Regions from separate parts of the Homo sapiens genome. Here region 1 is linked to region 2. Evidence: read pairs that join two places in POLR2A ChIA-PET (ENCODE). Cell type or tissue: HCT116. All regions are shown on one strand. Each heading gives the region's core, and the rest is flanking DNA. Links, peaks and the distances in the headings are about the cores only. Region 1 has its middle 120 kb from the start of TNFSF18. Region 2 has its middle 180 kb from the start of TNFSF18.

Evidence for each region. ChIA-PET counts read pairs that join two places held together with the same protein. Peaks named below come from ENCODE experiments on the same cell type or tissue, not always from the same donor. Only the 100,000 strongest peaks of a DNase experiment are listed, where the experiment ranks them.
Region 1: POLR2A ChIA-PET joins it to region 2 with 5 read pairs; 2 of 35 experiments call an interaction of 5 or more read pairs at or near these places.

What each region holds. Positions count from the first base shown.
Region 1 is chr1:172,932,698-172,935,624 of GRCh38, forward strand. No RefSeq gene overlaps it. Among named protein-coding and RNA genes, the nearest start is that of TNFSF18, 120 kb to the right of the region's middle. In HCT116, for the core only: no CTCF peak of the experiment used is centred there; a DNase peak (open chromatin) is centred at 1,344; H3K4me3 peaks cover 1,664 bases; H3K27ac peaks cover 2,500 bases.
Region 2 is chr1:172,869,759-172,872,685 of GRCh38, forward strand. No RefSeq gene overlaps it. Among named protein-coding and RNA genes, the nearest start is that of TNFSF18, 180 kb to the right of the region's middle. In HCT116, for the core only: no CTCF peak of the experiment used is centred there; a DNase peak (open chromatin) is centred at 1,603; H3K27ac peaks cover 2,500 bases.

The sequences.
Region 1 (2,927 bases), core at 253-2,752, 63 kb after region 2:
TAGCATGTATTAGAATGACCTGAAAAACTTATTAAAACACAGATTGCTAGACTCCATCCCAGAGTTTTGTGAGGTGGGGCCTAAGAATCTGCATTTCTACATATTCCAAGGTGCTGATGTTGTCACAGGTCTGAGAACTATGCTTTGAAAATCACTGATCTACAGAAATGGAGTGACAGTGAGAAATGGGCAGTCATGATCAAAGTACACTCCTGCTTGCTATACTTGTACAATGCTTACTAAATATAAAACCAAGTTAACTTGAACATCAAAGGCATCTTAAATGGGGCACATGCCAAAAGGAGGAATTACAGCTGAAAAGTTGGAATATAGGGAAAGTCAATTCCACCTTCTGCTTGAAGATGGTATCAGGTCTAGGAACGTGGGGTTCTGGGATAATCCCATGGAATCAAATCTTATGTGATGTTCTGCTTCATTTTGATTGCAATCACTAGCTTTCTTTACCCTGAGGCTAGTTCTTCAGTTCCCAGTATGGCACACAGTGGGCTGAGTGGAAGGGACAAAGGTGAACTTCTCAGGGTTACTGTTGGTATTCATCACCAGCCTAAGAACAGAAAAACACAGCCAGGAAGAGAAACTCAGGTGAAACTGGACAGCCAGAGCAGAAGTGGCTCCTAGATAGTGGCTCTAGAAAGTAAGGTATTTTTAAATGTTTGGGGGGATTTATATATTAAAAAAATAGAATTTAAGAAGTCATTAATTAGGTTTTGGTCTTGATGTAGGTTGCTTAAGAAGAAAAAATCAGTTTCATTTAGAGGCCTGTTTTGGAGATTGGTTCTTACCTTGTTGGAATAGAGATAGCAGACTTGGGCCGGGCGTGGTGGCTCACCCCTGTAATCCCAGCACTTTGGGAGGCTGAGGCAGGCAGGTAGCTAGGTCAGGAGCTCGAGACCATCCAGGCCAACACGGTGAAACCCCGTCTCTACTAAAAAAAATACAAAAAAATTAGCTGGGTGTGGTGGCGGTCGCCTGTAGTCCCAGCTACTCTACTCAGGAGAATGGCGTGAACCCGGGAGGCGGAGCTTGCAGTCAGCCAATATCGCGCCACTGCATTCCAGCCTGGGCAACAGAGCGAGACTCTATCTCAAAAAAAAAAAAAAAAAAGAGAGAGAGATAGCAGTCTTGGCCTATGGACTGGATTCTTGTTTCGCTTGTGATATCACTTTTTCCAGTCACTGATTTGGAATATTTGCGTTTTTTAACTTCTCTTTGTCAGATCTCAGGCTGCCTGGGAGGTTGAGGGTAGGGGTAGAAGAGGGATTACAAAAACCTGGCAGCCTCCATGGACTCACACTATGGGTACACATTAGAAATACACCAGGGAATGGAAGATGAGTCACAGCCATGCTGAGTCATGCTGGCCAGATAACTATCAGAAGGATTTCCTGTTTGCCTGCGAGGGACACAGATGATAAATTATTTTTCCTCTTATTTAACCCATTTGTGTTAATAATAACGTCATAGATGGTGTATCCCTTGGTCCATTATCAGAACTCTCTTAGTTTAGTCTTCCAAATATAGAAGGAACAATGGGACACAGGGTCCTGAAGTGAGTCTGTGCCTTATTCGGTAAATTTGATGCAAGCATCTTTGCCTTTAAGTGCAGAGAATGTCAGTCTTCTCACACGGAATGGGGAAGGCTGCTTTGTGTACTTCCCCTGACACTACAGCATCCAGATGGCCAGTCATCTGGGAAGAGGAGAGCAGAGTTACAAAGGAGACAGAGTCAATGATAAGTTCAGAGGCCTAGGAAAGTTTATTTAACCATAATTGTCATCACTGAGTGAACAGGCAAAGAACCCGCATTAAGTCTTGCTCAATTTCTAGAAGCAGATTCCCAAACGTGGATGTGCCTATGCATCCATCTCCTGCGATGCTCGTGATCAAGGTAAATTCCTTGCTTCTATGCATAGTCCTGGAAGCTGATTTTTTAAAAGACTCCCTTCCTCAGTAATTTTGATCCACTTTGGAAAACATTGCCTTGGATGACATCCTCTTCTGGGCCTAGTCATTGAACATGTTGAAAATTGTAATGTCTGCAACATGGAAATGTACAGCTAAAATTTACACTAGAAATGACTTGTATGTATGGTAGAGGATAAAAGTGGGGATGAGAAGAAAAGAGAAGAGGAGCACATTAGGATCAACAATTTTAAGGTACTGAAGAATGTGAGCATTCTGTAAGCCACAAATTACCATGCTATGAAGCTTCAAATTGCACTTATGCCACTGGCCAACATATACATTCATCATTTGTCCTGCTCTATCATGGAAAGAATGGATAATTTACACTGCTCTTGATTTTTTAAATGAGATTCACATACCATAAAAATCACTATTTTAAAATGTACAGTTCAACAGTTTTCAGTATATTCACATAACTGCAGATATCACTATCTAATTCCAGAATATTTTCATCACTCTCAAAAGAAATCTATGCTTGAATAATCCATTTCCTATTCTCCCCTCCAACCTCTAGCAACCACTAATTTACTTCCTGTCTCCATGATTTGCCTATTACGAAAATGCTGTATAAATAGTATCATGGAAATGCTGTATAAATATGTGTGCTTTTGTGACTGGTTGCTTTCACTTAGCATAATGTTCTCAAGGATCATTCATGTTGCAACCTGTGTTAGTACTTCATTCCTTTTCTGAGAGTAAGTTATATTCCATTGTATAGATATACCACATTTTTATTTATCCATTAACCAGCTGATGGACACTTGAGTTGTTTCTACTTTTTGGCTATTCTGGGTAATGCTGCTATGAGTGTGTGCACATTTTTAGTGAATATATGATTTCATTTCTCTTGAGTATATACTAAGAGTAGAATTGCTTGACAATATGGCAATTCTATTGTTTTCTTCATATAACCAAAGGAATTCTTCATAAAGTTGCTGCCC
Region 2 (2,927 bases), core at 159-2,658:
GGTGGGAATGCAAAATGGTATAGTCCTTTGGTAGAATTGGACAGTTTCTTTTAAAGTTAAACACACACTTGCCATTTGATCTAGGAATCTCAATCTTAGTTATTTGCTTAAGAGAATTGAAAAAATATATTCACAAAATCCCATATATAAAATGTTTATATTTTGTGCTTTATTCATAATCACCCAAAATTGGAAATAACCAAGATGCTCTTCATCAAGTGAATGGATAAACTGGTATATCCATGGAATGGACAGTTATTCAGTAATAAAAATAAACTATAGATTCATGAAATAGCACAAACAAATCTTAAATGTATTTTTCTGAGTGAAAGAAGCCAGATCCCAAAGGTTATATGTATGATTCTATGTGTGACATTCTTGAAAAGACAAAATTATAGACACACAAAAATCCAGATCATTTGATACCAGGGATTTGAGGAAGTAGGAAGAGTTGACTGCAAATGGGCTGCACAAGGGAATTTTTGGAGTGACAAAACTAATCTGTATGGTACCATGGTGGTGAATACATCACTATGCTTTTGCTAAAACCTGTAGATGTATACATTACAGAGAATAAACTTCATTGTATGCAAATATAAAAATCACCCAAGATATTGATGGGATCCCAGGATGGAATGCAGACTGTATCAAATGAATCTGATTGTACTATGAATGAGATGTCTTTCCTCAAGGCGATAAAGGAAAAACATGCTATCTCAGACCAGAGGAGACTGAGGAAGTATAAAAACAAAATACAGTAGGGTGTGTTGGGTTGGCTCCTGGAACAGCAAAATACATGGATAGAGAAACTGAGGGAATCCACATAGAATCTGGAGTTTAGTGAATAGTGATGTACCAATGTCAGTTTCTTAGTTTTGGCAAATGCACTATTGTAATGTAAGATGATGGCGTGGAGGAAACTGAAACTAGATGAGAGATATATGAGAGCTCTGCAACTTTCCTGTAAATCTAAAATTATTCTTAGATGAAAAGTTCAAATTAATAAATACATACGAATCAATAATATATACTATATGTACACTGATTTTATATATTCTGAATTTTTAGATCCTGATATATATGACTGAATAAATAAATGAGGGAAAATGAACAAATCTTCCTTACAAATTATTTTCAAATAATAAATGTAGAAGCAATGAGGGGAATACAAAGTTACCATCAGAACACCAAAGTAATAGTTGCTACAGTGGTGAAAAGGACAACAGAGAAAGAAAACTGAGAACAACTTCACCTATGACTTAATTTTGCCTCCTGTGAGCCCTGATGATGGGAAGTAGCCATTATTATACTAGCATTTACATAACATACATCAAAGAGTTTTCACACATATCTCAACTGATGTTCATGGCAACCAGAGAGGTAAGGCTTCTCAAAGAGACCAAGGTCAAACTAGGTCTTAACTTTCCAAACCCAGGGTTATTCCCCAATTCCTGCTCCCATCTTACAACTAGAGAGTAACCTGCATGGGAATGGGTTTGAGAAGGAAGGGCTTTAAAAAAATCATTTATATTGAAAAGATCAGAGGAAGCTCACTTTACATGATGACTCAGAACTAGAAAGTGCTGTCCTGCACACACACCAGGACATCTCTGCTATGAAATCACATAGACACATCATTCTCTCAGCCTCTGGGTGTTGTAGAGTATGCTGGGAGAATAAAGAGTGAGGACAAAGGTCCACACCTATTCTGCACAAAAGCCCTATGTCCTTCCCTACTGAGTCACCCAGGAGTGACTTAAGACCTTTGTCAACTTAAGACCTTTGTCACTTAAGACCTTTGTCAACTCCACTTAAGACCTTTGTCAAACTACCTCAAACTTACAGGAAAGTTGTTGACAGGATGCCCTGTTACATCTGAAAACTTTAGTATGTATTCATAACAAATAAGGAAATTCTCCTATATAGCCACAAAACGACCATCAAAATCAAGAAATTAACACTGGGATTTTTTTTTTTTTTTTTTTTTGAGACAGGGTTTCACTCTGTTGCCCAGGCTAGAGTGAAGTGGCATGATCTTGGCTCACTGCAACCTCTGCCCCCCAGGTTCAAGTGATTCTCCTGCCTCACCTCCTGAGTAGCTGTGATTATAGGCACCTGCCACCACACCTGGCTAATTTTTGTATTTTTAGTAGAGACAGAGTTTCACCATATTGGCCAGGCTGGTCTCGAACTCCTGACTTCAGGTGATCCACCCTCCTTGGCCTCCCAAAGTGCTAGCATTACAGGTGTGAGCCACTGCGCCTGGCCCAACACTGAGATATTTCTGTCATTCTATTCTAACCCTCACTGAAGTTTCAGCAATTGTCCCACTGATGTCTTTTAGAGGAGAAGGATCCAGTTCAGGATTACATGTTGCATTTAGTTGTGTCTCTTTAGATTGCCTTCATCTTAGTCTTCTCTTCTTAACTTTCATGACCTTGACACTTCTGATGATTGCGGGTTTGTTATTTTGTAGAGTGTCTTTCAATTTGATTTTGTATGATGTTTGATTAGATTAGATTCATGAATCTGATTGTTGAAACATGGTGAAATTCAGGGTATTCTTTGGCAAATATAGCACTGAAGTGATGCTGTGTTCTTATTTCTTCCTATAAGATGACATACAATTTTGATTTGTCATATTACTGATTATGTTAATTTGGTCCTTTGATTAAGGTGATATTATCCAGGCTTGCCAGGATAAAGTCACTCTTTTTTCCTTTGTAATTCATACGTATGTTGTGGGACAATGCTTTCAGGCCATGTAAATATTCTATTCTTCATAAAACTTTATTTCTTCATCTTAACATAAGCTCATAGATTTCTATTTTATTCCATAGATTAAATGCATTTACTACCAATGTTTATTTTAGATGTTCAAATTGTCTACAGTTTGGCCAGTGAGAGCCCTTTAATCTGGCTTCTGT